2 separate regions of the Homo sapiens genome follow, and region 2 is linked to region 1. A link is a loop called in an ENCODE intact Hi-C map of the cell type or tissue named here. Cell type or tissue: heart right ventricle. All regions are shown on one strand. Each heading gives the region's core, and the rest is flanking DNA. Links, peaks and the distances in the headings are about the cores only. Region 1 has its middle 13 kb from the start of DACH1. Region 2 overlaps DACH1 (dachshund family transcription factor 1).

The links. Peaks named below come from ENCODE experiments on the same cell type or tissue, not always from the same donor. Only the 100,000 strongest peaks of a DNase experiment are listed, where the experiment ranks them.
Region 2: a loop joins it to region 1, with 2.4 times the contacts of the local background. A loop is called at or near these places in 1 of 110 quality-filtered maps.

What each region holds. Positions count from the first base shown.
Region 1 is chr13:71,871,755-71,887,737 of GRCh38, reverse strand. No RefSeq gene overlaps it. Among named protein-coding and RNA genes, the nearest start is that of DACH1, 13 kb to the right of the region's middle. RefSeq lists enhancers at 8,332-8,611, 10,027-10,527, 10,528-11,028, 11,648-11,697. In heart right ventricle, for the core only: a CTCF peak has its summit at 8,281 (motif pointing right); no DNase peak of the experiment used is centred there; H3K4me3 peaks cover 423 bases.
Region 2 is chr13:71,514,879-71,530,861 of GRCh38, reverse strand. The region is part of intron 6 of DACH1 (dachshund family transcription factor 1); the gene reads left to right. Among named protein-coding and RNA genes, the nearest start is that of DACH1, 340 kb to the left of the region's middle. In heart right ventricle, for the core only: no CTCF peak of the experiment used is centred there; no DNase peak of the experiment used is centred there; H3K27ac peaks cover 2,669 bases.

The sequences.
Region 1 (15,983 bases), core at 4,626-12,625:
AAGTCAAGTTTCTCACTATCAGGAATACAGATATTGGAGAAACTAACTGAAATGAACATGATGAAATTACTGGATTGGAAGTGAAAATCTTGTATAAATTCACAGGATAGATAGGTAGATAGATAAATAATAGATGTAGATTGAAATAATGGATATAGAATAGATACAAAACATGTGTGACACACACAGATATTTTTTCTATTTACTTATCTAGAAATGTATACACACATCCATTTATTTCTTACTTTGTTTACTGAGAGGACCTAGAAGCTATGAAGTACACGTAGCAATGAGCACACCTAACCCTGGACTCTTAAGTCTTTTCTAGTGAAAGGCATTTTCATTAGATAATTTTTAAGTGACTTTCACTTTCTCTAATACATTTTTTGTAATTCTATTTTGTTGAATATATTTTTACATTCTATTAATGTGTTTGATTCTTGGTCCTGATTTTGGTTTTGATATATAATCTTCCACAAGAACCAGATTCCTTAGAGAAATGGCTGATTCCAAGACCATTGGCATGAAAAGCACAAAAGGAACCTGGACCCTGTGCCAGAAACTAAGAAACTCCCAAAGAATGACATGGGCATGTCAAAATGACAGAAGCCAGATGGAATAGACTCCAACTGAACAACAAATCTGGGCCAATGTCAACATGAAAATAAAGAATAATAAGGGGAATACAATAATTTAAATTAACAAAGTCATGATTTCAATAGAAGACAAAGATTTTTCTTGCAATAAGATGACAACTTGTAAATGTAGAAAGAAAAACAGAAATAGATGAACACAATCTGGCAACCATCACAGTGGTGGTTGATTCAGGTGAGTCATGAATGGATATTAAAAGCCAAGGGAAGAAACTACAAAATATAGGGGGTGGTACCAGTAAGACCACAAAATAAGATGATAGATATCAATACAAAAATATTAGTGATTTCAATACATGAAAATGGACTATGTGACCCATTTAAACCACAAAGATTATGCAAAGGGATTTAAAATAAAGGTAAGGCCGGATGTGGTGGTTCAGGCCTGAAAACGCCAGCACTTTGGGAGGACAAGGCAGGTGGATTGCTTGAGCCCAAGAATCCGGGACCAGCCTGGGCAACATGGCAAAATCCCATCCTACAAAAAATACAAAGAAATTAGCTGGGCATGGTGGTACGCCCTGTAGTCCCGGCTACTTGGGGGGACCAAGATGAGAAGATCACCTGAGCCTGGAAGGTCAAGGCTGCAGTGAGCCGTGATTGCTCCACTGCACTCCAGCCTGGGCAACAGAGTGAGACCATGTATCTAAATTAATTAATTAATTATACTAAAATAAAAGAGTTCCATGTTGTTCACAAAAGATATCCTAAAATATAAGGACATTGAAAACAAAAAATTTAATAAGGTTATAACAAATTAATATTAAAATATAAAATGTCCACTGTGTTTATAAGGATATATTAGACAAAATCAATTGAAAAAAATGTGTTAGAGAAAATGATAGCCAATTAAAATGATAAACATTTCAATTCACCAGAAAGACATATGTATTCTACCCTTGTATTACCTCAAAACAGAGCGTCAAGTTATTTAAAGGAAGAGTTGACAGAACTATGAGGGACTAGACTAATCCACACAGAGAGAGATTTTAGCACAGCTCTCTCCATAATGATAAATCATGTAGTCAAAAAAATCAGTTAGATTATGAAATCTTTGAACCACAAAATTAATAAGGTTAACTAAAAGAAGCACATAGAATATAGAAACCAATTACACTCGTGATTGTAGGATATGCTTTCTTTTTAAGCACACATAAAGAATTTAAGAATACTGATTATGGCTGTATTACACAAATGACTACTCCAAGGATCCCTCAGCCTCAGCACTGCTGACATTTTGGTCTGGATAATTCTTTGTTATAGGGATTGTCCTGTGCACTGTAGGATGTTTAGCAACATCCCTGCCCTCTACCCACTAGATGCCAGGAGCAACAAACACCCTTTATCTTCCTCCCTCTACCCCTCCATCTCTGCTGTTAAACTCATCAATTCCTAGAATGTTGAACACTTAAACATATAAAGCAAAAAAACAAAATTAAAAAAAAATCTCAAAGAATGAGGTTATGTTCTTAGGATAGGGAAATTTCTTATGCAAGACCCAAACAGAGAAATCTATAAAGGAAAATCTGGAATTTGACTATATTAAATAAAGAACTTCTGCTCATCAAAAACTATCACAAATAATGTGAAAATAGAAGAAACACACTGGGAGAATATATTTTTAACATATTCAGAATATGTAAATTCTGTACATCAAAAAGAAAAACATAAATGGTAACTTACATAACTTATAATGGGCAAAAGAGCAGACACTTGACTGAAGAGGAAAATTCAAATAGCCAAACAGCATATAAAAAAAACTCAATCTTAGTAATAAGGTAATATAAATTAAAGCTGCAGTTGGATTCCATTTTATACCCCCTGGCTGCAACATTTCAAAAGTTTTATAATATCAGATGTTAGAAATGATGTGGAACAACTTTTGAAATATTTGGAAACCACTTGACTCCATCTTATAAGTATGAAGATGTGCAAACCCCATTATCAAGTCCAATACTAGGTATATACCCTAGTATCTTAGTCTGTTCTGGCTGCCATAACAAAATACCAGCAACTTAATCAACAGAAATTGATTTCTCACAGTTCTGAAGGAAGGGAAGTTCAAGACCAAGGTGCCTGCCAATTAGGTTTCTAATGAGGGCTCTCTTCCTGACTGCAGATGGTTGTCTCATTGTATTCTCACATGGCCTTCCTTGGTGCTTGCTAGAGAGACATAGAGAAATAGAGACAGAAAATCTCTTCCTCTTGTTATGAATCCACCAATTGTATTGGATTAGGACCCTATCCTTATGAGCATATTTAACTTTACTTCCTAAAAGCCCTATTTCTCAATACAGTCACATTGAGGGTTAATGTTTCAGCATAAGAATTTGGGGCAGGGACCATAACTCAGTCCATAGCACCTAAGAATGTGTTGCATATGTCCACCGGTTAACATATGCAAGATTCACAACCAACACAACTGCCTGGTGAAACCCCAGCCCCATTGTGATGGCAGTCTCCTAATGACCAGACAAATCATGAAGCAATCACAGAAAACACAACCCAGCTGAATTGACCCAGACCAGAAGCGTCATCCCAGACCTCACACAAAAGAATAAGCTAAATCAAATGTGATTTTTTTAAGCTGCTAAATTCTGGATTGTACGTTTATGCAGAAAGAGCTAACTGATATAATAGGCTAGATATTTGAAATATCTCTGAATTTACACATGCTTCAAATTTATCCAAATTGAATCCAGTGAACAAGTGCTTATTATATGCATATATGTCTTTTTCTGTAATTATATAGGACAAAATCCCCTACTCTCTAGCTGGTGAGATAAAAAAAAAATGAGATACAAACTAATTCAAAATGTAAATGACTAAAGATGGAAACAGTAGTTCAAGGCAATATTTTAATAGATTTTACAAGACAATGGATTACTCATAGCTACATAATGGATAAAATAAATGATAAAAGAGAAGTGTTTAGACTGAGATTATCAGGAAAGTTCTTAAAGATGAGGTAGAATATAATTATTTAAATCATTTATACTTTGATATTTTATTCATTTAAAATTTATCTGGTCATTCAGGTGAAGTTTAACTGTTTCCCAAAAAGCAAAGTTCAATGTGAGGATTGTCATATATTAGGCAATATGCTAAACCCTGTAAATTAAAATATGATTGATACTTGTTCCCTGTAATTAATGAAGACTGATACCATATATGATAACAAATTAAAAATAGAGGTAAGTATCCCATAGAAGTGGGATAGTTACGTCTTTCATTGGTTTAGAGCATCCTTTTTTATTTCTTTTTTAACTTTTAAGTTCAGGGGTACATGTGCAGGTTTGTTACATAGGTAAACTTGTGTCATGGGGGTTTGTTGTATAGATTATTTCATCACCCAGGTATTAAGCCTAGTGCCTATTAGTTATTTTTCCTGATCCTCTCTCTCCTCCCATCCTCCACCCTCTGATAGGCCCCAGTGTGTGGTGTTCCTCACTATGCGTTCGTGAGTTTTCATCATTTAGCTCCTCCTTAGAAGTGGGAGCATGCAGTATTTGTTCCTGTGTTAGTTTGTTAACGATAATGGCCTCCAGCTCCATCCATGTCCCTGCAAAAGACATAATCTCATTCTTTTTTATGGCTGCATAGTATTCCATGGTGCATATGTATCACTTTCGTTGAGGGATGTCCTAAAGGGTAAAAAATCATTAGGTAAGCAAATAAATATTGGAGGATATAGTCAGAACCAAACCCCAAACATGTGAAATAACACAGTATAGTCATACTACTTGAAGTAGGTCGTTTCTTATTCAATAAACATGGAGGAACATCTTTATTTCAATCTCTGTACTAGAAAGAAAATACAATAAAGAATAAAATAGAAATGGTCCAAAGGAACTCTTACCAATGCGGATAGTCACACAATAAAAAAGCAAACAAACTAAGGTAAAATTACAAGTTAAAAATAATGCGGCCAGGCGCGGCAGCTCACCCCTGTAATCCCAGCACTTTGGAAGGTCGAGACAGGCGGATCACGAGGTCAGGAGTTCAAGACCAGCCTGACCAACATGGCGAAACCCCGTCTCTACTAAAAATACAAAAATTAGCTGGGCATGGTGGCACGTGCCTGTAATCCCAGCTACTCAGGAGGCTGAGGCAGGAGAATCACTTGAACCTGGGAGGCAGAGGTTGCAGTGAGCTGAGATCATACCACTGCACTCCAGCCTGGGCGACAGAGCAAGAATCTGTCTCAAAAAAGAAATTAAAAAAAATTATGCCATGAAGAAAAAGACCAGAGTGCTGTTCAAAGTCTAATGAGAAGCGATTGAAGTATTTTCACCAGAAGAGTAGCATGATTTAATTTGACAAATTTAGCACTTTAGACTTTCTAAGATAAAAATTATAACTGGAGCTGAATTGTGTCCCCTCAAGATTTATAAGTTGAATCCCTAACCACTACCTCCAAATGTGACTGTATTTGGAGACAGGGCTTTTAAAGAGGTAGGTAAGTTAAGATGAAGTCCTTAGGGTAGGCCCTAATCCAACCTGACTGATGTCCTTATTAGGATGCTTAGAGAGACACCAGGGGCATCTACAGAAGAAAGACCATGTGAAGACACAGCAGCAAAGTAGCCATCTGCAAGCCAAGGAAAGAGCCCTCTGGAAGAAACTGAACCTGCTGACACCTTGAGATTGGACTTCTAGCCTCCAAAACTGTAAAAAATGTTTCTGTTGCTTAAGTCAGTAGTACTTTGTTACTGTAGCCCTAGCAAACTGGTTATTGATTTCTTTCTGTCTGCTAGCTAGCTAGCTATTTAAAACAGGTCAACAAATGGTCACAAAGTAGAGATAATAATAACAAAATAAATATTAGACCTGGAGAGTATCCAAATACAAAAACAGGAAAGATAAAGTCTCCTAGGTCAGGCTTAGTCCTAATTTGAACTTCATGCTGGAGGTGAAGGAGTACCATTGAAGAGTTTTAGTATATAGACTTCATGACCTATATTCAAGATTTATATTGAAAGTGGTACTCTCAAGCTCCACTATAAATCTGGAAATAATGTGGATGGATGAAGGGAAGGACTGGGAAAGGGAGTCAGCTCAGAGACTCTAGGAACAGTCCAATCAAGAAATGGTGAAAACCTGATGATCTTAAACTTCCCTGTTGCAATAGGAAGAGTGTCAATAGAGAATATACATCTCTCGTTTGAAGAATTGGGTTTAGTATTTAAGAAAGTTTTGGAATTATCACTGAGAGGAAGGAGCGATGGAGCTGATTAAGGACACATAAAAAGATGGTTGAATGGCTCTCCACTCATATAGGAGATCATACATTCTTCCTGATTGTATAGTATTCTTCCTGGTGTCTGGTGACTTGTCCATCTAGCACTTCTCACTCTTTCACCTGGAAAAGTCTTTTCCTTCCGAAAAATTTCTGTCTCCCATGCTAGGAATCTCCCTCAAATTTGAGCTTCAATGCTGTTTAATTACTCTGCCCCAGTGGTCGCACTGATTGAGCTGAGTGGAGCATCTGCCCCAAGCTGAACCAATCCTAAGGCCTAAATGATCACTGATAACTAACATATTCAGAACTAGTCATTATTCTAAGTTCTGCATAGTAATTCATTTAATCATCATAGCGATGCAATGAAGTAGGTACAATTATCATTTCCTTTTATTCATATAAGAAAATTCAGGCACTGGGATGTAAACTTGTCCCAAGTCACAAATAGACCAGGTTTTACATTCCAGGAATCTGGTTTCACATTCCACACATTCTTAACCACTACCCGATAATGCCCTTGATCAGTTTCTTCATCCAGAAATATGCACCTCTTCCAAGATGACCCAATAAGAATTCTTCCTTGGATTTGTGTCTTTGGGTGCTGGAGTTAGAAGCAGTGTGCATGATTGCTTCTAGAAACTATGAATCCAGTTGTTTAGAACCCAAACTGAGGAACTGAAGAAGACACCTTGACAAACGTGTCTTCAGAAATCAGAGATGATATGAGGAGACGTTTGAATCTCTGGTCAAAGTTATCCCTGAGACCAACTGAAGCCGTGACTTCTATTGATGTGATGATGTGAGCTGATTCAGACCCTTTCTAGATGAACTGGCTTAAATTTTAAAGCTTGCAACTAAGAGTCATGAGTAATCAAGGATACAATTCTGCATAACTGTGGGAGAGTGTTTAGCAATGCTCAGTCATCCAGTGGGATGGCAGATAGCTGTTACTGCTGGCTGGGAATTCACCAGGCAGTTGTGTTAGGAAGACAGGAGCGCAAATAAGTTGAACATGTGAAAAATAATCAGGTGAGAAAATAAGTGAGGACAGAAGGGAGTGGTATCCTTGGGGAAAAGAAAGCAGACTGTGGAGTAGGCTTGGGCAAGTAATTTAATCAGCCAAACTTTAGATGCCTCATTTTCTTACTGGGATAAGACAAATTGCCTATCTTTCTTATGTATTACGAGGATTAGATGAGATAATCCATATAAACTATCTAGCACAGTGCTCACACAGTGCTTGGTACATAGTAATCCATAATATAGTTGTTGTTGAGATTAAGTGGCCAATGGTATGGGAAAATGGATTCGCAGAGAAGGGGATGTTTGAGCGATACTGAGGATCAATGAAGTCAGTTAGATAAGAGGATGCAAATAATCTCCCTTCTCTTATGCCTCCATGCCTACTTGTTCATCCCCTAACTTGCAATACAGGTGATACTAGACTCTCCTACACACATTCCATAGAGGCTAAAGTCATAGTTTAAATAATGCACATAGATGATCTCAGTGATAAAATCTAAGTAATATACAAAGTTAATAAAGACAAAAAAATCCAAAACACTGTTAAGCATTTCTATTTTACGTTTTTCTTTGCAACCAACATAGTTAATTATTAAAACATTAATATAAATGTAATTGCATCATCAGTGATGAAATCTCTCTCCTGCCTGTAACAAATGCGATATCAGCTTGTACTTTGCAATAAGTGATGAAGAAACTTCCAGATGGAGAGGTTTAATTTGTGAGATTCTCCCTAGTCTATTCGCATTGGCTTTAACTTTCATTTTAAATTACAGAGAGAATTCCCAAAATTTCAAATAGCCCCAAGAGATCTGGTGAAATAGCTAATCTCTTTCTACGAGCATGCTAACAAAAGCAATTTCTTACGGAGCTATGTGCTACCCAGTGGGACTGATAATGAATCTGCATTATGGTAACCTTTATAGGAAGGGAAGATAAGAAGACCTTTTGGGGAGGTGTATTTATTAGGTGGTGAATGTGTCTCTCCGCATGTGGATTTTTCTGTTTAGATCCATTTTTCACTCAACTATGCCAAGACCTTCTATCTTTCAGTTTTTGGAACACCTCTGAATTTATACAGCCGATTCTATTACATATCACAGTGTCACAGTGTCAATAAATATCAAACACCAACATGCTGTATAGCTTGCTCACTGTTCCATTGCTCTCATTTTGAAAAAGCAACCACATTTACATAGATCATTGTGGGCTTTATACTAATTTCCCCCTAAGATTTATAGAGTTCAAGCTTCTGCTCACACAGAGTTCTGTGATTATTTATTTATTTGTTTATTTATAAATTGGAGGTAGGGGAGCAGAACTTGCCTGTTGTCACCCAAATATAAAAAAGCGGCATTTACTGGGAGTCTCCTACAGAGGGCACCTTCACCTTATTGGAAACCCAACGGAAAGAGAAACTCAGTGGTTACCAGAATAGTAACTAAACCTTAAAGGCAGAAGCACACGCTTGCTTTGCTAACCAGTTTTCTTCTCTATGGTATCTTTGTTACCTTATCTTTAATGGAAAAGAGCTGGCACCCTTTGTATAATCATTCATAGATTCAGGCCAGTAACACTACCTTATTATTATGTTCAGCTTGCTTGTGGGTGAGCTGGAGACAGCTGTTCATATTGCCTAAGAGGCAACAGATCAATGAAAGGAAGGGAAGGACAAGTTTTGAGCTGCCTTTTTGCAACAATGTCCTTTATACAACAGAGGATATTTTTAAAGCATTGTATTGGAAAACAAAGGCTGATAATAAAGTATAATGTTTACATAACAAACCTTTGCTGTGTTGTTATGATTAGCAAGTGCTTTTAGACTAAAACTACTTAAATGGAAACAAAAAATATATATTTTTGGATAAAAAAAATGCCATGCATTATAGACTATAAATCTAAGAAAGTAATTGCTATTTAGAAAATTCTGAAAATAGGCATGTGTGAGCAAGTATGTGTGTGTACAAGTAGTGTGTTTCTGAGTGTGTGTGTGTGGCATAGAAAGCAATTCCTTGAAACTGTTTCTTTGTAGCTAAATTATTAAAAGATATTTTGTGATCATATTTTTAAAATAAGAGACTATACTCTAAAAAATATAAGTACATATTCATAGAAATTATTCTTTAAAATTTTTTTCAATATAAATTAAGTGCCATATACATTTAGAGGGCTTGACATATAACATTAATCTGATGTTGATTTTTGAATGTCTTATGTTTTATAATAGCTAATAATATTAATATACATAAACTCAAGATGTGTAAACAACACTTTATGTATTTACCTTTGACAATTCCTGATTAGGGGGCTTCCTGTGGAAATTCAACAAGTAGTAGTCAGATTTACTAGAAGAATATTTTGAAATTTTGCCTAAGAAAACTTATCAAAATACTGATGATGATTATTCCTGAATGTTAAGGTTAAAAGAAACATACAAGACATAAGTTTGTCTCTTTACATTTGCATACAAAATACTATTTGTTTAGTTGCTGAATGTACCATCTAATACCTATTATATTTACAATGAAGCTCATCAATTATAGATTAATTATATATTTAATTATATATTTATATTTACTATATTTATATATAATATAATATAAATATATATTATATATTATATATTATATGTAATATAATATAAATATATATATTTATAGCTATAATTTATATATATAATATAAATTATAGATATATATCTATAATTAGATATAGATATAGATATAAATTACAGATATAGATATAATTATAGATATATATAATTATAGATATATATAAATAATAGATATAACATAAATATATAAATTATATTAATTATATAAATAGAATTTCATATTCGGTGCTTAGAAGTAATTTAACTACCAATTGCTACTATAGGCATAAAACATTTGGGTACATTTCTGCTTTCTTTTAAGTTTAGCTTGAAATATACTACAATTAAGTATAAGTGCATTTTAGCTACTGAAATTAGTTTGACCTTACATCTTTTTTAATGCTTTAAGAAGTCAAGGCCTACAGCTTCCTATTAGGACCAAATGTTCAGATTATTGGAAATTTAGTTCTTCTTTAGTAATCACAATTATTAATTTGTCAACCAAATCACTTGCATAAAAACATAACAGAGAACAGCCTGGTAAGCATGTATTTAAATTTATGCTAATGCTATTATCAATGTGTTTCAAAAATCAGTTAAATTAGTTTCTGTGGGAAAAAGACCCATTTTCTAGTTCAGCTGAGTTTGTTGCCTTGTCTGAGAAAATGCCTAGAAATGCTGCATCCACCTGCCCATGCATTCCCGCCTCATTGTTGACATTTCCCGGTGTTTAGTGGTTTCTACCACTTTGTTGCATTCCAGAGCTCGAGGCACTTCTTTGAAGATGCAAGGCCATTCAAGTCTTCCTTACTTTGCAGCTTCACTCTAAAGGGAGAGTAAATGAACAAGCCACGCAGTTCAGACAATTTAAATGTGGCAGCAGGAGGGCATGCGATTGCTCTGTTAGGAAGAGCTGTGAGTGATCCCTGAATCATCTGGGAAACAAGTAGAAAGTGACCTTTCTTGAAATCAGGATGAAAAAAGATCGGAGAAAGAGGCTGAATAGTCCCATATGGAAAGCAGACTGAGGTTGGTAAGAGACTATAGAAAAGTGTTTATGGAATCAACTGCTGGCTCAATTGCTGGCTCATTGCCTGATTTTGCAGCACACTCCAACAGGTAGGTGATTTTTACTGGTGGATGCTGCCATTTTCTAACCAGAGGAAACCAGATCACGAAAGTCAAAGAACCACAAGGCTTTGTGCAGTTTGACTTTCTAACATCACATACAAGTGAAGTATTTCTCAAGATCTCAAAAGGTCTTGTCCCTGAAATAACAGTTGCACAAGTTTTTTGTTTGTTTGCTTCCTTCATCCCCATTATGTTGCACTGTAGCATATCAGTGCATTCATCTAAGTAGCCACTGAGAACACATCAGTAGCTCTATTATTTGAGCACTCTGAGATCTGTTATACAGAAATAGAAACAGAGAATCATGAGTTTAGACCCAACTGTGCCTCTCTATTATTTTTTCAATTCTCTTACATATGAAATGAAATAAAAATATTTCCCCCTTTTACCTCAGAAAGTTTTTTTTTGAGGGTAGTTGGGAGAATAAATCAATGAGGACTTGATTTTAAACCAATACCTGACTTAAGCCTTAACTAGCTGTGAGTACAAAGGGACATTCTCATATACTGCTAATTGTCAATTTTCTCTTTTGCAAGATCAGGAGTGATATATAGGGATGAATCTGTTGAGCTCACAGTGAGAGGCAGACTACAGTTCTATCCTGACAGTGTTACTGAGATTGCCTCAGATCTTGAGGGGAAGGATCGGAAAGCCATTTGTGATGTCTGACATGGTCACAGGGGAAATGGTAGCATGAGATCTGCAATGTTAGGATTAGATGATCTTCCAGGCTCCACTAACACAAAATTTCAATGATGTTATGGTAATAAGACTCAACAGAAATAATGTACAGTAAAGGCTGATAGGGACGAATGTCTTTTTCTCCTTTGCATCCTCAGCAACTAGCATATGGTCGGTGCACAAAAATAAGTATGCTTTATATAACAGAGACTGCTATGTACGTTAAAGTGATGGTGATGTTATAGTAAACAACTTTACAAATTGTTGCACATATGCACGCTTACTCACATTTGGTAGGTAGAATTTCACACACGAATCTACTTTTCTTCCTCCTCTGCAGTAGCACTTCAAGATGTACTCTCACTTATATTTTCAGTCTTGGTGAAGACTCTCTAATGGCTCCTCTGATGACTAAGAAAAGAAGATTCTTTTCTAAATGGGTCCCAAATACAAGCCATAGTTACAGGCCTACGATTCTTTTCTCCAGCTATTTCAGACCCAGTTTCTTAGCATTTCGGATTTTTTGCCCTAAGAAGTGTCCTAAATTCATTGTATATTAGGACAGAATTGAATGAGCATATCTAAAATTTTGCTACTTATCAATATCTTGTTCTGAATCAAACAATATATCATTTGGAGAAGGAGCATTTTATGTAATTTGGGGGCAAAGAAAATGGATCGCATAGCATACTAGCAGTTTTTAATTACCCAGCTAACATTTACTGGGCACCCCACAAGCCCTAATCATTATAGTGGATATCAAAAGCAGTAGAAATGACTTGAGACCACCTGAAGAGAAACATATCAACAAGTGTAAACACATAAGATAATTGTCTCTCCCATCAGAATGCAGTGTGAAAATTATTACAACACACAGGAATAAATCAGCAAAGATTCCTGGATGTGTGGCATCTTGAGCCAATCAGTGAATTATAAATTCTGACTTAGTCAGGAATAGTCATTTTATTTAGTTTCTTCTCCAAATATGAAAGAATATATTATGAAGACATGCTGGATGTGTGAATGAACGGAACTCCGGTTCAAAAACTAAAATGACTTTAAAGCATATGGGAAAAGCATGTGCCTGAAGATGACAGTATTGAAACCTCTCCCCAAAGGAGGTATACTAAGAGCTGGCACTTGGATTGTGCTAAGCAAGAATAAAGAAGTCTGTAAAGAATTCTTAGGAAGTACTTTTTTATATAATTATCCCAGCCTTCTCCTGAAAACTGGAGGAGTGAGGGGTTGATCTGGGAAAATCTATTCAAGTAAAATACTAACACCAACAATTTAGAGCCTGGCATGAATGTTAGCAGTAGACGGTTGCATTACTATTTGTACAGATTATTTTAAAAACAGCTAATTTCTTAGTTTCACATGGGCCAGGTGCATTCTCAGAGCCATTGTGTCTTTTTCCATTTCATTGTTTTAAAACTGCACCTTTTTTTCAAGATTTAACCTTTGCTAAAGCATAGGGCTAAGACACAATCACAACAAAACACCTCCCCCTTAAAACCAGTACTTCAGAGCCCTGTTAAATCAAAAGAAAAATTCTTTCTCTCCTCCCCAGTCCCACAGCCCTCAGGATTTTAAATGGTAATGATCAGTTCATTTGAGAAAATGGCATTTTAGTGCTTCCCTTCACAAGCTCTTAAGGCGTATAAGGTGTCTCTTTCCCAGTGATGTGTACCTCCTTTTGTTTTCTAGCATTACTGGAACTGACCTGGCATGGATCACTGGGTGAGCAGGCAATCTTAAACACTTCTCATATAAATTACTGGTTCCTTTCCAAGTGCAATTGCTCACAGGGTAATACACCATTTTACAACTCTGATAGCAAAGTCTCTTCGTTCTACTGAGTTCCACACCCCCCACTAATCCCACCATCAGGAAATGTACAGACAAAAAGACTGATGGAGATGTGAACCTCAGAAATGTAAACTCTTGGTTCAACTTCCAGTATGTACATAGTGGACAATTTGGAATCCTTCAGTTCTTCTCTTCCCTTCTTGAATTCCTGTCAAATATTCTTTTCTTGGTTTAAAAGCCACCAATGAAAACAAAAATATCAAAATAACATACTTCACATATGTAGAAACTAAAAAAAGTGAGCACTAATGAATATGGACAGCTATTAAAATATATTTTTAAAAACTTTCCAGAGAAGAAAATAATGCTCACATTTTATGATTTATGTTTATTAGATAGAAATGACACACTGTGCTTCCATGCAAATGAAGCTCATGTTAAATGAGCACTCCTAGATGCACTGGATGCTAATGATGGCCACATTTTCCAAACCAATGTCTTTTTTCCCATAAACTATAATGACAAGGTGTGTTTTTACTGACAGTTGACTTGGATCAGAGCATGCAGTATTGTATTTCAGGTTGTGGCTTTGTAAAACCCTGTAACTTTCTTTGAAGTTAAACAGTGTCAGTCTGTTTCCATGTCTGAATAACTCTTAGAAGAGCCTGCCTGACCCAAGTCAACTCCTTGAAACATACTATTTCCCCATAATTGATGTTCCAAATGAATGTCCTTTCATAATAAAATGTGCTGGAAAACAAAACAGCTTTGCATCCGGCACAAGTTGCATCATAATTAAATTTTATTTTATCCCATCGAGGCATGCTAAATGTTGAGCAAAATATAATTTTAAGTAATTTGTTTGTATTCTTATCTGTAGGAGTTGGAAATTAACAGCATTGCTAGTTTGCGTTTACTGTTAAGCCTGGAGAGCAGAGAGATTGCTTTGCAAACATTACAGTTATTATGTCTGCAGTTGGTACTCTTTGTATAAATTATTGATCAGCCAGCTTATTTTTCTTTCTGCTTAATGGATATTATAGCATAGCCGTTTACAACGCTATAGTTAAGGTTGTGTCAGCACTTCCATTATAATAAACCCTCTGTTACAGGGGTTTATAACTTGTTGTAAAAATTTGCTCTGGGCTGAAACTTGACATACAAGATCTCAGGCTAGAAGGTGGCAATTGTTCTTCTTTCAACTTTTTAAAAAATCTCTTTGTTCTGGAAGGCAATAAATAAATAAACACTTTATTCTTTTCTAACAATCCATGAAATTTCTGACTTCAAATAAAACAATTTTTATAGGCTATTTGTTGGACAATGTCCTCTTCTTTTGAGCATAGAGAAAGAAAAAGGACCAAGATAATAAGTTAAAACAACAAAGCATATAGAAAATCAACAGAAACTTTTATAATGAAGTAAAATACATTTCTCCTAAGGCTGAAAAACTACAGAGTAATTTATGCTTCAATATCAAACATATTTTTATGCTATAACAGATTATACGTCCTCTCCCCACTCTCAACTATGTCTCTTGAGCAATTCATATGCCTTCATGCTGATCTTCTTTAGAGGAAAGCGAGTGTTGGGTTATTTAAAGAGAAAAGAATATGACAATTAGAAAATGCCATATATTAAAAGGTACAGTTACAAGTACAATATTTATTACAAAACTAGGGATTTAAATATCTGTCTGACTTTTTGACCTTATTTCAGTCAAGTGCACCATTCCTCTCACAATGACCTGATTTAAGAGATGAAGGGGATTAATCTCAATTTATATTATTCTTGTTGCTGCTTCCTTTTACAATCTGACTCTACAATGATCTCAATGTATTTATTTTTTTTAATTGAACAGTAGGCTGGGCAGCCCTTAATACCAACCTACAGATGAAATTAAGGACACTTAACTGGAAGTAAGTAGTGATAGAAAAGGATAACTACATTATCATGGAAAGTTGACCATGTGTCATAGAAGCGATGCAGTTTGAAATGAGGGAAGCAATTCCAGGATGAATTTTTTTTTGTGTGTAACTATTCTTCTTGCCACTACCTTCTCTCTTCAATCTGAGTTTAGAGATTTCTGAGAATATACCCCATGACCAGTGGAGTATTTTTTGCCATATGTCACCTTCATCCTGAACCAGGAGAAAAGGTGATGAGGATGGGTTAGGGAGGGACTAACAGTGGTGCCAAATGGCACCATTTGTCTATGGGAACTATGTAAGGTGAATGTGAATAGACAATTACAATGCATTCAGTAAGCATATATACACAGTCCACGCATTTCCATGGTGTAAAGCAGAGCAGAACTATTTATAACCATTTTAACCACTTCTTTATTAAGAATGAAAGTTGGCAATATAAAGTTGAGTGCTTCAAGTTATGATCTGTTCTCCTTCAGCTCCCTACCTTTTGTCCTTTGGGTAATTCATCACCAAGCTCTCTGTGCTTGATTAGAGAATGCATCCTTAAGTCTTATATTGTTCTTGAGGAGAAGGAGGGCAGTGGAAAAGAGAGGGAAGGTATGGAAGTAAGAGTCATCAAAAGTCAGAAGTTGGAAGGAAAAGTGGGGAGACAGAGACTGAAAGTGTAAAAGTAAGGAAGTCTTTGCTTAAGGTAGTTGAGGTTTATCTGCTGAGCTGATTGAGGAGGCAGTGCGTCTGAGTTAAAAAGGCTTGAGAGAGTCACTTGGCATAATTTCTCCATCTTCAATGATTTACTACTGAAGTGCAAACATCAATTTTGGATTCTCTCCTGAGAAACGTTTAACAAAGTCAGTGAACTACTGGTACCCTGATATCTTTTTAGATTTGCCAAACTTTGATAGCTCTTTAATAAACCTATG
Region 2 (15,983 bases), core at 2,534-10,533, 350 kb after region 1:
AAAATAAAAATTATTTTTACAGATGAAAGAAATCTGAGGTCTTTACCTTTCTACACTTATTCAATATGCATTTATTAAATATTAATTATTTGACATGATGTCAAAGTATTAGTTTCTAATATTAAGGATATGATTATCTTAATTCACAAGATGATCGGCAAATGTAATTTGCTTGTCTTTTTTTTCCTTTTGCCTTTATGAAAGAATTAGAGGTCTGTAAATTACCAAGAGAAATGAGATGTGAAACTGAGAAGGCAAGTCAAGTAGGCATGTTAGAGGCAACTGACTACTTTAGGCAGGGCTGCAAGCTCACTTCTTCCACTATGGGTTCTCGGCCAACCCTTTTTCCTTTTCTAAAAAGAACAATGTTGTAATCTCGTTTAAAAGTTCAAATAACTTTTTTTTTTAAATTAGTGTCTTTGTCCTTGTCCAAATAATGTAATGTAACTTTCTTTTAACAAAGAATAAGATAAAATGTTTTAAAATAATCATTACCATGTGAGTTAGTAAACTGTAGAACAGACAGCAAAGAGTACACAAGAACAATTATGAAAACATGCTTTCTCTTTCTGCAAGTGCAATGTGACCTCTGAATTGATATATAGCAATAAGAGAGCCTTATTTGTGGTTCCATGCTCTTCTAGTAAAACAAGTAACATTAAATTTTCTCTAGTGTTCCAAGTCATATATGTCCACAAAGCATTACATATTTTCAATGATGGTGTTGTGTTACTCATTCATACTTTTAGTACTTCATTTTCTATCTTCAGTGTTCAATTATTTTGTGTTTATTTCATATGGCATGAAAGGTCTTTTAATTTGATTTAGATAAGACCTTTCAAAAAGAGAAAAAGCCAACATAATGCAAATATCATTTTTTAACTGCTACCTAACTTGACAAAAAAGATCTATTTATGTAAGTATTTTTCTTTATCAATTAAAGTTTATTAATTTGACTTTCATTGCTTACACTCTAATGGCCATTTTCCTAAAAATACTATTTCCCAAAATGTTTGTTTTCTACAGTATCAGTTACTTTGGATCTTATCTTTGGCAAAAATAAAAATAAAATATTCACAAACAACATGGAGGTTGTTTGAAACTTTATCATCTTGATTAATGGTTTAAGGATGGTGAGTTGTTGAGTTTGCACTTAAAAGATGAATGGTGATATACAGATGCAACTGGATTATTCCATTTGACAAAATTATATATGAAAAAGTTATCTGAAATCTTTAGTGAATATTCTCCGAAGTTATTTTCCAACAGCATAGCACAAGAGAGAGAATAGAGGCCTGGTGGCAGGTGAACCTGGGTCCACATTGCAGTTGCCACATCTACGATTTGTATAAATATAGACCAATAAAAACTACCCAAATCAGCTGGGCGCAGTGGCTCACTGTAATCCCAGCACTTTGGGAGACCGAGGCAAGTGGATTTTGAGGTCAAGAGATGGAGACCATCGTTGCTAACATGGTGAAACCCCATTTCTACTAAAAATACAAAAAATAGCTGGGCGTGGTGTCAAGCGCCCACAGTCCCAGCTACTCAGGAGGCTGAGGCAGGAGAATCACTTGAACCAGGGAGGTGGAGGTTGCAGTGAGCCGAGATCGCACCACTGCACTCCAGGCTGGGTGACACAGCGAGATTCTGCCTCAAAAAAAAAAAAAAAAAAAAACCCAAATCACAATATTGTTTGATGTACTATGTGAAATCACATAACAGTAACATTAATACAACTTCTGGCACATAAGAAGTGCTTTATTTGCATTTCCCTTACCATGTGTTACCATACTCCCAGTTTCACTTTTGGTAAATATATACATTTCTATTATCTGTTATCAATTAAAGGTCCCGTCTTAATGCATAGTTGCCAATTAACAAAATTCACTAGATGTGAGATTTAAGAACATTCTGTTTTAAATATTCTCTAATATTAATACCATTAGTAATGATACTAATTTGCCTATTTTTAATATTAATATTAATAGCTACCTTTTATAGAACATTTAGTGTGAGACAGTACTCTGTTTTGTAGGTAGGTTATCTCCAATCTTCAAATGACTTGCAAGGTGGAAGTTATTATCTTTAGTTTCCAGGTGAGGTTCTGAAAGGTTAAATGACTTGTCTAGGTGGACACAACTATCATGAAGGGAAACTGATGTTAAAATCTGTTTTTCCGGCCCGGTGGATCACGAGGTCAGGAGATCGAGACCATCTTGGCTAACAGGGTGAAACGCCGTCTCTACTAAAAATAGAAAGAAACATTAGCCGGGCGTGGTGGCAGGCGCCTGTAGTCCCAGCTACTCGGGAGGCTGAGGCAGGAGAATGGCGTGAACCCGGGAGGCGGAGCTTGAAGTGAGCCGAAATCACGCCACTGCACTCCAGCCTGGGCGACAGAGCGAGACTCAGTCTCAAAAAAAAAAAAAAAAAAAAGAAAATCTGTTTTTCCGTTTCTAAAATCTGCTTTTTCCTGAAGCAGTGTTATTCCTTGAAGAAAACATATATTCCATAGTTGATGAAATTAACCTGTAAATAGGTGAATGTATTGATTTGAATTCTAAACTGCAGTCTCATCTATAGAAACTTTATTTTTTACACTTGATATATTCCCCGGTACGATCATTGAATTATTCTAAACAACTTTTTCTTGCCCTTATGTCTGAATGAATGGTATATACGGTGTGTCATCTTTGAAAAACACAACAACATATTTCTTTCCTTCTATACTAAATCTGCTTGAAAACTAATTGAAAATGTTGGATTATTCTTTCTCATTTTTATCAGATTTGTAGATTATCTTACATTCACAAAAATCTCATGGACAAACATATCTACATTTGCATACCTTAATCATTGTTTCCCATAACATTGTTATCATCTTGAACTGTTATATGGTTATATGCCTAAGAGTTAAGGGATTCTTTAAAAAAAAAAGTGTTAACAAATTTACCAAGGACAGTTCAAAGACCTTTGTCATTTTTTTTTTATTAGTAACTTGCAGTTTCATGTTGTTTGTTTAGTTTTTACTACCTTTTTCATCCAGAAAAATAAGTAAAAGCCAATATAGCTTTTGAAATGGAAAAATTGTTTCAAATCATTGGCAAAGCTTAATGACTTCTGACTGCTGAGATATGTTAATTTAAGCCAGACCAAATGTTCCTCAGCTGCAAATATTTGGTGTTGTTCACTGGGAACTGGCAAGATTTATGAGGGCCCAGTGGCAAAGACTCTGTGCTCATATCCCTCTCATTGTAATTGTTTCCCATGTTCAATGATGAAGGACCGATACGGAAGAAAATACCAACTTTTCAGGGGTGGTCACTTAGACTCAAATAAGATGCTATTTCACATTTGATTTACTATGGCATCCTCATGCCATCTTAGTTATCAAAGCCCTTTCAACTTTTCTACTCCAATTTTGGGAAAATACAATCTGTTACTATCCAAGTTGCTCCGAAGTTGCAACGCAAAGAAGGAAATGACTTACATTTGGCAATTTGTAACTATAAGATATGCAATGGTAATTTAAAAGTTATATGAGTAATGTGTAGTACAAATATAAGTATAATATGCTTATATTATTTTTAACAGCATTTTAACCTCTTTTTATAAATTAGTTGTGATGCATTCAAGAATAACCAAAGATATTTTAATTTAAATTAAATTAATAATTTAATCATTATTTACTAATTTAAATAATTGAAATAATATTAAATTGATCTTGCAAACATATTGAAGGCAACTCACATTCTGCAAAGACAAAAAGTAATGCTGTTAAATACACATGAAAATTTATATTTATGTGATAATCATTTACTGTTTAGAAGTATTAATAATTGCAAGTGTTTTTAATACCTCTTAAAGATTAGATATTAATAACAGAAATAATTCCAAATGAATATAATATACAAAGTTTAAGCTTTCCAACGAAGAACTGAGCCTAGGGCACATTCTGACACTGAAGGAGACAGCTCAGGAAGACTTCACTGAGAAGAAAAGCAAGTCTTAAATGTCTAACAATAATTCAGCAAATAGCTTTGTAATACTAGTGCAGACCACCTTGCTCTTACATAACAGTAAAGTTTATTGTAAGCATTCTTTGTATTAGTTATTATACATACATATATATACCTATATATATATATATATATACACACACACATATGTATGTATGATCATGGCAGAACAATTCTTACTTCAAAATGATTGCATTTAAAACTAAGTCATAATCAAACCTGTATATAGTGCTTATTATATACCAGATGCAAGTTTAAAGTTACATGCACTAATTCTCTGAGTTCAAAAATGACTTTTGGAAGTAGGCACTATTATTATTTTTCCCATTTTACAGATTAAGAAATAGATACCAGAAGATATTTGTAGTCAGTATGTGTGCTCTTAACCAGAATCCTTTATGACTTTTCAACTTCCGTTGTCTTTTAGGAAATAGGTCAACAATTATTTGCTTCCATTACAATATGATAAGAAAATGGAACTGCCAGTGAAGACAGAAAAGACCTTACATGTTTATTCAAATGCTTTGTTACATACCCTGAATTTTTATCCATATAAAGGCACAGCTGGTAAAATATATGGTATTTGTAAAAGGATGAATGTATTTGCATTTTGCATGTAATATCACAAGACTCTATGTATCGTTAAAAGAGTCAGTCTCTGCATTATTCCATATTGAATTCCTTAATTATGTATCTCTGTATAATAAAAGGAAAAGTGCTGACAGAATGCAGTAGAAAAATCTAAATTCTTTTCTTGCAATAAATGTGACACAGATTGTATAAAGCAATATTTTTGCCCTTGAAATGTTTAGAAGCATTGACATTCTGTCCACTAAATTGTCAGCTTGTCTTTAAGGTTAGAGCTTCTAAGTTCTTAGCATTTAACACACTGACATTGATCTCTTGGTTCTTCAAACTTGTATATCAGCAGCAGTCTCGACTTGATTTTGAAGCAGAGCATTAAAAATGTTATCCTTGATGGTGATATCTCATAATTTCCATCTATTATGCTAGGATTTTTGAATCAAGTTTCCAATCTTTAAGCTTCATTCCAAAAATACTATTAATCTTAAAGTTTTTGATAAGCTTAATGTTAGAAAATGTCTTAGTTATGAAGAAACAGTGAAGTAGATAATAAAATACAAATCTAAAAGCTAAAGTAACTAATCGGTTCCAGCCTGACAAATACTTAAAGAAACCATTTGAATAAGAATGTCCACAACACTTATTATTTTGTTTTGAGGACTTGGGTAGTCCTCATGTCTTCAATTACTTTCCCAAGATTATGGGAATATTTCCAAGAAAAAATAGGCATACACATACTCTTTATTTGTTAATTTTGAATTTGTGTCTGTGGGGAAAATAATTTATATTGTTTAAAATAATATTTATTAATTCTTGACAATAACGGGACTTTCCAGATAATGTTTTCATTAATCCATTAGTTGGTTAAAGAATCACAAAAAGAAATGTCAGTGGGATTTTTTTAAAAAAGATTTCTTTGATTCTCTCCACCCACAGGCTCTGAGCAAGGCAGTAAATAGTCCATTTTTGTTAATGAAGCTTCCCTCATACAGCTGGGATTGTTTAATATTTTACGAGTGTTACTTTGTTTTGCTCTCAACGATCTCAGGCAGTTAAGGATTTATGAATCGTGTTTTTCTCAGCCCATCTGCGGTTTCCTATCTTCCCTGGCCTTGAGAATATGTTTAAATTTATTAAAGCGAAGCAAAGGCTCATTATTTCAAAGGAGAGCCAAAGTGACACAGTGAATTGGTTATTAATGGAAAGGCACTGCCATAGGGCGATTGAAATTTAATGATATCCTACAAGAAAAAAATGAGGGTGTCACTTTCCAAAAAGTCATGCTAAATGCCAGCCTTTTTAAGGTCCTGCCGCTAATTTTATGCCTGCGCACAGTAATGTTTTCAAAAGCGTTTAGGAAACACGGACCAGTGACTGTACTGATTATCCTTTTCACCTTCGCGCCTGTTCCAAATGGGTTTGTGCAGTGAGCGATTTAATCTCTAAATATAGGGAACGTTAAAAAAAAAATAACATTGCTGTTTTTCACAAGCTAAGGGCCTTTTGCAATCCTCCGGAGATGGACTTGCAAATATGCTATCTCCATATGCTCTCAATAAGCTCTCAAACTGGCGGATCACCAAAAAAGAAAAAAAGCAATCCCTTCATTTTTTTTATTTCTGTCATTCAAAAGATGTTTTAATGTCATAGTCTACAAACTATATTTATTAATACTCAGCTAACATTCAGCTTGAGCTACAAAATGGGATTTGACGTAATTTAAGTTTTCCTTATTTAACTTAGGCTCTTCATTGAATTACAGTATCGAAAGACCAAAATGCCACTTCATCTCGCCCCATTTAATGCAAACCAGAGATGCCTATCTATTAAAAAGCACACTTTGTTGATATATTGAATCATTCTTTTTAGAGTTACTGACTCAGTGATTTCCTGTATTAATTGAAATATCCATAAATTATTTTTAAAGTTATCTCAAATTCCTCTAGAAAAAATTGTTGACATGATAATGTAGCAATCATGCTTCAGGACATTATTTGCCATACAGATTTCTGAAAGCCTGGTTTTCATTTTACAGCTTTTGCTTTATTTGAATTATTCTACAAGTGTAATCACTGTGGTCCTAATGTTTTTCTCTGTATCTCTTTCAAATATGTTATTGAAATTTGAAGAGAATCGCCAGGAAATGGCACAAGTTAAATTTAGGGTTTTAGTTCAATTAGACTTGTGATTCAGCAATTTAAGCAATGTGTTAATTACATGAAGTAAATACGAACATTTTTAATGCAAAAACAGCATTGGATCTAGTTTTAATGCATCTTTACTTGCTGAATATAAACTAAAATGTAAATGGTGCATTTGACATGCACTGTGGTAACATATAATTTTCACATACTGCATATGGTAAAATTAAATTGTCTACTGGTGGCAAACAGTTTTTGGAAGTAGAATAGAATGAGTTCTTTTTCCTGTTTATGACAAAACACGTTATTCGAGAATTTATGAAATTAATTTTTAAAAATTAAATTTACACTCAATTCAGAATTACATTAATAAGATTTTATAACTTGTGATCACACATTGGGGAACTTTTCATTTATTCTAGGTCAGAGTGTGAATCTGAATAGATGAGAATAATGTTCAAATCTAAGAGACAGTAATGCATCTTGTAGGAGAAAAATCACTTGGAAGAGGGTGTCAAGGACCCACAGTTTAAATTTCTCTAGGCCCTTCCTCTCTTTTTACAGTAAACTTATCATCCTATAATCTTCCTAACAAAGACATAAACACTTTGGCTACATATATTTTGATTGTTTCACGACAGTTTACTGGAGGCTGAGCAATGACAGATTTCTTCATTGTCTTTTAGCCAAAATTTGTCCTTTAAGTCATTTTTGTTGACTGCCCCTTTTAGCAGCTCACCTCACAATGAGAGAGAAGACAATTAATGGGAGGGTGATTTATCACTGCCAAAAACTGTCAAGGACTTCAGTTGTAGCTGGAGAAAAAGCAATTTCACATTATGGCATTTCATTCTGAATACATTGTATTTACAGCACACAGTTTTATTTTCAGAGCCTATTATCAGGTGAAACAGTTGCATCTGAAATGTTGTTTGTGACATAGGTGACCTGTTAGGATTTGATAAGTATTTACGCCAGAGCACAAGGGGCTCACACATCTGCTGTTGGCAGAAGCAATGGAAAAAAATAACCTGGAAATGAGGCGTTTGATTTTTCTGGTTCCTACACTCGAGCATCTGTTGCTATAATTAAGTGGCATTCAGTAATTGCAGAGCAATGGTGAAATAAACATATGCATTCTTGCCAGCTTTTAGGATTTGGTGTCCTTACAGTAGGAGAGACAAGCAAAGTAACTTCAGTAAGAACAAAAGGTTTTGTAGCAAAGTTTAACAATTAACTTTTCGATAAAAGAGAGAAAAGAATTTCACATTAGAAAACAATTTCATCAAAAAGCGAAATAGTATACAGTTTTAGAAGAAGGAAGTCCCAGAAACATTCAACCCTTGGAATAAACTTTTCATCTGTATGGATGTCGAAATGGGTTAAACTGTCATTCCTGAATGTTATATTACAGGAGAGTAAAAGAATAATAAAAATATAGTTATTACTCATATTAATGGTATTGTGCCATGAAATAGAGATTATAGTGAAATCTGTTTAATAAACTGAAGGTTGTATTTGGTGAGTTATAAGAAATCAACATGTATGCACTGGAAGTGATCCTCCCTCCTCAGCCTCCAGAGTAGCAGGGACTACAGGTGCTCACCACTGCGCTTGGTTTGGAACTTGACTTTTAATAGCAGTATGATGGATTATTTGGGGCGAAAGTAGTGTTCTCATCAAAATAGACAGAAAGCGATTCTCAAGGTAGGGAGGTGCGGCGTGGTGGTAGGAAGGGCTGCAGCAGAACCTCAGGTTTTTTTGATTTATAATCCACAAGTCTCAACCCTCTTCCCCCAGTACTTCTGAGATCTGAATCTCAATGTGGAGGGAAGAGTTTGAAAAAGCTACCCAGTGTCTTCTGAGGTGTTCTCATTGCCACTCACCCCACATTGCAGAGAATGTTTTGCCTGTGAAACAAATAATAGTTTATATTAGCAAAACTTGAAAGCTCTCTGCTTATGAATACTACATCCACTTACTAAAAACAATTCTTTGATTAATATGCTTTATGTTCCATTAGTTATTCAGAACAATCCAGATTCTTCCACAAACAGAGTAGAACAATTTGGATTTGGTTGTTATACTGTAGTAGTTTGCAGTTTCCTGGAAATGTCACATGACAAATTCCATTGTGCTATAAATAGTTCCACAACAATGACTTTTGAAGTGAAGAGAAAATGTGAAATTCAAACTCTATTGAAATCGAAGTTTTAGCATATATTGTTAAAGTTGAATAGTTTTCATTATTATTAGTATGGACAGTATGGTGTTTAAGTAGATAAAGGTACAGTTACAAAGGTGAGGCTCTTCGTCTTTAAACCATTTGAGAGGGAACCATGAAGCTTAAGTATGGTGTAGAGGCTGACCGCGTAGGCGATTTGGCATTTTTATGTGATGCTCTGGGATCAGGTGATTACTTTACTTTCTGGGTGAAGAAAAGACATGAGGAATCACCCATGAAGAGATGAGAATGATAGATTATGGCTTCATAGTGTCAAAAAATGTTGGACATCTGCTTAGAGGAAACCATATAGGAATAACAGTTACCTTGCCTTTGAAAGACTGAAGAATCATTTTGAAGTTCCTTTTTTCTTTCCTCCAGGAGGTGGTTTTAAAATGTGTTTTAAAATAGGTTTAAAATTTTGGATTCCCATTCAAGCAGTATTGAATAGTAGTGAGATTTAGACCTATGTTAAACCTACATATATTTATACATCTCTATCTACATCCATATCCATATTCATATGTGTATATTTTTAAGATGACAAAATCATAACCTATTATAAAGGGGACAGAAAGAAAAATATGGTCCCTGCCCTCCATTTGCTTTCAAAAGGTATAGTATTAATAGAAATCTATTACATGCACACACTATATGCCAAATATTATTCTAAATACTAGAAGTGTAATAACTTAGTCCTCACAGCAACTTACAAGACAGCTGCATTACTGTTATCTCCATTTTACAAATGAAGATAATAAGACAGAGTCCAAGGTCATGTGGCTAATAGATAGCAGTCAGGTCTGGGAATTGAATTCCAGCAGTTTGGCTCCAGAGCCCATGCTCTTTGCCACAATGCTATTCACTTAAAATAATGATGAATACAGACATGTTTTCTGGACCTGTAGAGTTTAGAGCTTAAAAGTGATGTAGCTTAAATGTATGTATGCTTTATAAGTGGGAAATATAGTATATATGCTTACAAATTATCTTTTTAGCCTACATATCTGCCTACTAACTTACCTTCTCACCTAACTACCATAATACTATGATATTATTGGAATTAACACTATGTTAATATTGATTTTAAATTTCCCTTTCTTCTTTCTCCAATGCAAGGATCTTTGTACTTTCATATACTTCCTGATATCAGGCACACAGGCTGCTATTGTTAATTCAATTTCCTTTTAAGTCTAACTATCTCCCTTGGATGAACTATTCCTTGATTTTATATGTAATTGTCTATAATTGTATAACATAGTTTTTTTGTGTGTATAGTTCAATCTATACTGTCTATACTTAAACTATTTATTTTGATTGTAATCAATAATTTGTCCCTAGCATTTTATTTTTTGGTTTACATACTAGATTCCTGGATCCTTATTAACTTGTCCTTCTAAACTTACATATGATTATCTCCTTTAATTTTTTTCTCAAAAGTCTTCATTATTTCACCTTCCCTAATTCTTGTTTAGAGTTTTGGGGACAAGCTTCAATTTATTCTATATTTAATCTGGATAGTCTAAAATAATTGCAATAGCATTTTACAAAAATCCTGTGGATTGAACTGTTTCTTCATTTCCATGAGGTTTGATGCTCTGGCAAGAGTATGGCATTATTACACCTAATTCTTACCATAATCTTCTGAAGATGGTACCATTTTATCTCTGTTTTAATGATGAGGAAATCTAGATCAATAATGGGATACAACTGCCCAAGACTCAGAGTTTAAGAATGACAAAACATGGAAGAAACCCAAATTTGACTTCAACTAGTGCTTCTTCTCTCTAAGCTGCCTTATACTCCAGTGGCTTTGGACTTGTTTTGTTTCCATTTGATGCTAAAATTATTTTATATATGGAAATTTTAGAAAATATAAGCAATGGCAATGTGGTGGTGACCATATAAATTTGCTTGTTTAATGGTGTCTTGATTCCTGTTCAAAGGCTTAAGCCTGCACAATATATGTGCTATGTTAGTTAGGATATATATATATATATATATATATACTACTTTGGTTTGGACACAAACATCTAAACAATAAATGATCTGAAACATTTGTGGTGAAGTGTTATTTGGTGCTCAGAATTATTTCATTTATTAATTTTCAGTGTGATTGGTGTTTCTTTAAAGAAAACTTTAGAATTCATTTTGTACTTATGTTGTATTTAGATCAGTTTATTAATAAAAACATTAAAAATCTTAACAATTATATTTACCTAAGTAAAATTACTGTAAACAGGAGAGCATAATGGTTGAAAACATGAGCTCTGGATTCAGGGAAACAAGATTTCACCTTTAACCCAATTACATAATGAGCATGCTATTAAATTGTGACATTTATTAGCTCTATTAATCCTTGTTTTATAAATGGGAAAAATGGGAATAATTTTGGAAAAATGGTAGGAAACCTGCCTAATGGAGAAGTTCTAAGAACAATTTAATAATGTAGACATGGGTAACTATTGTTCCTACCATGTTTCATCATCATCAATCATCTCTGCAGCCTATAGCCACAAATTTACCAACAGATTAGGTGCCAAAAACTCACTTGTGATTTGTTTGAAAGTTTAAATACTATTTCCCGTCATAGAATAACATTATAAATATAGGTTAGAGCTAATTGAAATAATGCTATCAGCTCATTAGTGATACACTATACATTTGTTATGGGTTAAATAGGCTCTCTGGAGAAACCAGAACTAGACTATTTAGAATGATTATGATAAAGGGTGCTACTAATCTTATTGTATAGAACAGAATCCAGCAATTTTTTTCTATAAAGGGAGAGATAGTAAATATTTTGGGATTATTGGACACATAATTTCTGTCTACACAACTACTCAACTACTCGACTCTCCTGTTGTAGTGAGAAACCAGATGTATATGGTATATAAATGAACAATTGGGACTCTGCTTCAGTAAAACTTTACGGATCTTGAAATTTGAGTTTCATAAAAATTTCAGATGTCACCAAATATTCTTCTTTTTATTTTATTTTTTTCAAACATTTCAAAATGCAGAAACCATTCTTTGCTCACTAGCTGTACAGAATCAGGCAGCAGGTTGGATCTGACCTATGGTCCATAGTTTGCCTACCCTTGTTCTAAAATATGATTTCTGTTTCCTCTAAACTTTCTTGTTCCAAAATAGTTTATTTCAGTCACCCCTGTCAGCCTCTCACCTCTCAGGTATCTAAAAGGTTCAAAAAAATTGAAAACTGATTATTTTTACAAAAAGCTTGAACACACATGGACTAAGACAGAGTGTTAGTAACTTGGAACCTGAATCAGAAGGCCCAGACCCCTTATTTTGAAAGCAAAGGAAATCATCTCATACCTAATGGAATTGCTATAAAAGACACATGAAATGATACTTTAAGTAATCATAAGTTAGGTAGCACTGTAGAATTGGGAGACAGAATTTTACTATATTAGTTTGTTGGAGTCATCATAACAAAATGCCACAGCCTGGATGGGTTAAACAACAGATTTTTTTTTTTCCACAGTTCTGAAGGCTAGAAGTTCAAAATCAAGGTTTGGGTAGTTTTGGTTTGTGCTGAGGCCTCTCTCCTTGGCTTTCCAGATGACTGTGTCCTCATATGGCCTTTCCTCTGTGCATGTACCTCCATGATGCCTTTTCCTCTTTTTGTAAGGATATCAGTCCTAATAGATTAAAGGTCTCACCCTTATGACCTTATTTAAACTTAGTTACATCTTTCAAGGTTCTATCTCCAAAAATAGTCACATTGGGCATTATAGCTTCAACACATCAATTTGAAGGGACATATTTCAGTTCACACTAGTATTACATATTAATGATTAAATTGTCCATTAAACAAGGTAGGTTACCAAGCTGAATCCCCTTAGATATGACAGAGGTAGAGTAGTTGGTGTTACAATGAGGATACATTTTATAATAGCTTCTTCAGTTAGGCTCACTATTTAAAACTGAGGTTATTTCCATCTGAGATAAATCAAAATAGAATGAATTATATTACACTGAATTTTGGTTGGACTAATTTGTTTTTGTATTTGGTATAGGAAAATAAAGTGCCAAGGAGTAAAATTAATTTGCTTGATAGAGATTGATTTTTGACCTGAGAAAGGTTAGACTAGCAAATGCTTTTAACTCCAGGAATAAGAAGCAATGCTTCAGGACTTCTGGTTGTGCTCATGCAGGAGACTTTGGCCAAGATATAGAGTATGTTTCCCCTAATGTTTTCTACTTCTTATGACTTCCTTTCCAGTGAACATTGGACTACTTATTTCCTTAACGTTTATTTGGTATTTATCATGTGCACCTTTGTTATTGTTAATTTAATCCATGTGTATTTGGCTTCTAAAGACCAAAATGTAGTGAAAGATAATGTAGTCTAGAAAAATCTAGAAGTTTTACAAAAAATAAAGAAATAAAGTCCACACACAACTACGAAGACTGACAGGTGTTTAATGGACACACATTCATAATCAAGCTCCTGTTGACAACCATTATTTGAAGATTCAGTTATATAGTTAATTTCTTTCTTTTAAGCCAAAAAGTGGCAGTTGAGTTAATTTTGTCAATAATGTGTAGATTCATGTTATGGGATGTAGTTTGCTAAGAACCTAGTGGAAGCCATATAAGTAATTTTAATTGAGATTTTTACAACCATTTGATAACAGTGTTTTGATCACTGTAGTTAGGGCAGGATTCCAACAGTGGCCATAAAATCTGTGACTAATCCATTGAGTCACCCAGTCTCTGTCATATATTGTTTAATGGCGCATGCTACCAGAAATTATTATCACTTTCTAGTGATAATTTTTAAGAAGAGAAACTTTGTAGACACAAAAGATGAATATAAGTTGAAAACTTACGCTTATAAAGACAGTTAATAAAACATCCCCTCACTAAGGTATATGAGAGTATACTCATGTATTTATAATGGCTCTTAAGTCTCAAATCATATATATATATATAAACATAAAAATATATGTGTGTGCATATATATATGTATATATGAGACTGATGAATATTTTAACTTTCCTTGGTTAATGTTTGTAGGGCACTTACAGATGCTAGAATAATCTCTAATGTTTTTGCTCAATCTGCTCTGGAGATGGATGAAATAAATAGTTTAAACTAATTAATGTAACACCAGCTGTTACAAGTGCTTGGCAGACGTCTGTGCGTTTTGATGGGCAGGGAGCGGCTGTTGTACTTGACTTTATTTTAGTACAATGTTGATCACAGTGTAAGCTGGAATAAATGACAAGCCAAAAGAAGGAACAGAGGATGAATTTCATGTAATGAAAAATAAATACCATCTTCTTTTTCTAAAAATATATATGTGTTTTAAGGTGGGGGAGAGAGACTGTTGGGCTGGACTTCATTAAGTCATAAGGCGTTTGACAGCTGCTAGTTTAAACATGCTGCTAAAATACAGGTACGTGATCTTGGACACTGTCCTTGATTTTTCCAAAGGACCTATTAAAGTTGCAGGTATGCAGTGTCAGCTAGATGTTTGAGACCCTCTTTCTGCTAATTAGACGCCTTTAGAAAAAAAAATAAAAGGAAAGATACTATAGTCATCCAGACAAGATAGGGGAATTATTTTAATTGTACTATTTGAGCAAGTGGAATGGGAAAATACTGGGTTTTATGGCTTGGTGATTATGAATATTATTATTTTTAAGTTTCTACAAGGTATTTGCATCTACTTCTGTACATCTAATTCCCTCATGGAAAAAAGCAAAGAAATTAACCGCCAGCAAAATCTGAGCTCTCTTGGTCCACTGGAATGGAATGGAACTGCCTATCTCCTTGTGATGAGGGTTTCTTTCCTCATCCTACAATGGATAAAAATCCTCCTACCAACGTGCTTATTGTTTCCATAAGCGTGAAGTTTAAATAGCCTCCTAACTTCTTTCTTAAGTTGGAGGGCAGAATCGTTGTGCTCTGACAGAGAAATAGTGGTTGTTATCTCAGTGTGTGCCAACATTAAGATAACAGTGTCATTGTGCAGATTGTTACCCTGTGAATTTGTCTAATAAGTTATTACAACGTGTGCAGAGCAGATGGCAAGTGTGCTCCTGAAAGAATTGATGGATAGGATATGATGTCATCAGTGAGATGACAAGGTTCACAAGGTACTTGACCTCCAAGAATAAGTCCTAACTGGTTAGAATTCTAAATGGTGAACTTTGGTGACACTAGCTAAATGGGAAATATGTGCAATTTGTATTTCTTTATGGTGGTGTTTACCCCCTTTACTGAACTCCACATAATGGGATTTTGTCCCTGAAGACTCAGAGATATTGTTGGAGGGTTGCACCGTGTAACCTTCTGAGGATTTCAAATACAAATCTACACATCTAAACTTTAACAAAATCATAGCAAATGTTATTTATGAAGTCAGGTTCAGAGCTTTCCCTTTTTTATATGTATATATGCAGAAAGAACATAGTTAAGACATCCCATTAATTTTAACATGTTATCACAAAATAGCAAAATGCTGACTCCGTGAAAATATTCAGTGCATAAAATTAAACTTTTATATTTTCGTTGGAATATGTTTCTATATATACAAGCCTAAAATAAGCTGTCAGAGATCCTGATGTTGTCTTTATATTTTCATTATGACTTTACTTGCACTTACAGGGGACAGACCTAAACACATTAACATTTTTACTTCAATATTATCTTTTTTAAAAATTTCAATTGACTTCAGAATCTCTTCCTTATCACCTATGAGTTGTGATCTCAAAATTTACATTGGCCTGGAAAATGTATTCTGGAAAAATATCATAACATGTGTGATTAAAGATATGGTGACTCAAAGGAAAGGTAGGCAAAGTGTGATACTAGTATATGTGCATTGTGCAAAATCAAATAAAAAAACCTAACCATTTATAATTGTTGTGTGGGAAGAGGTTGACTGATTAAAAGACATGCCCAAGAAGAAAACATTGTAGATTTATTAAGGAAAGGACTAAGCATCAAATGCATGAACTTCCATCTGCTAAACATTCT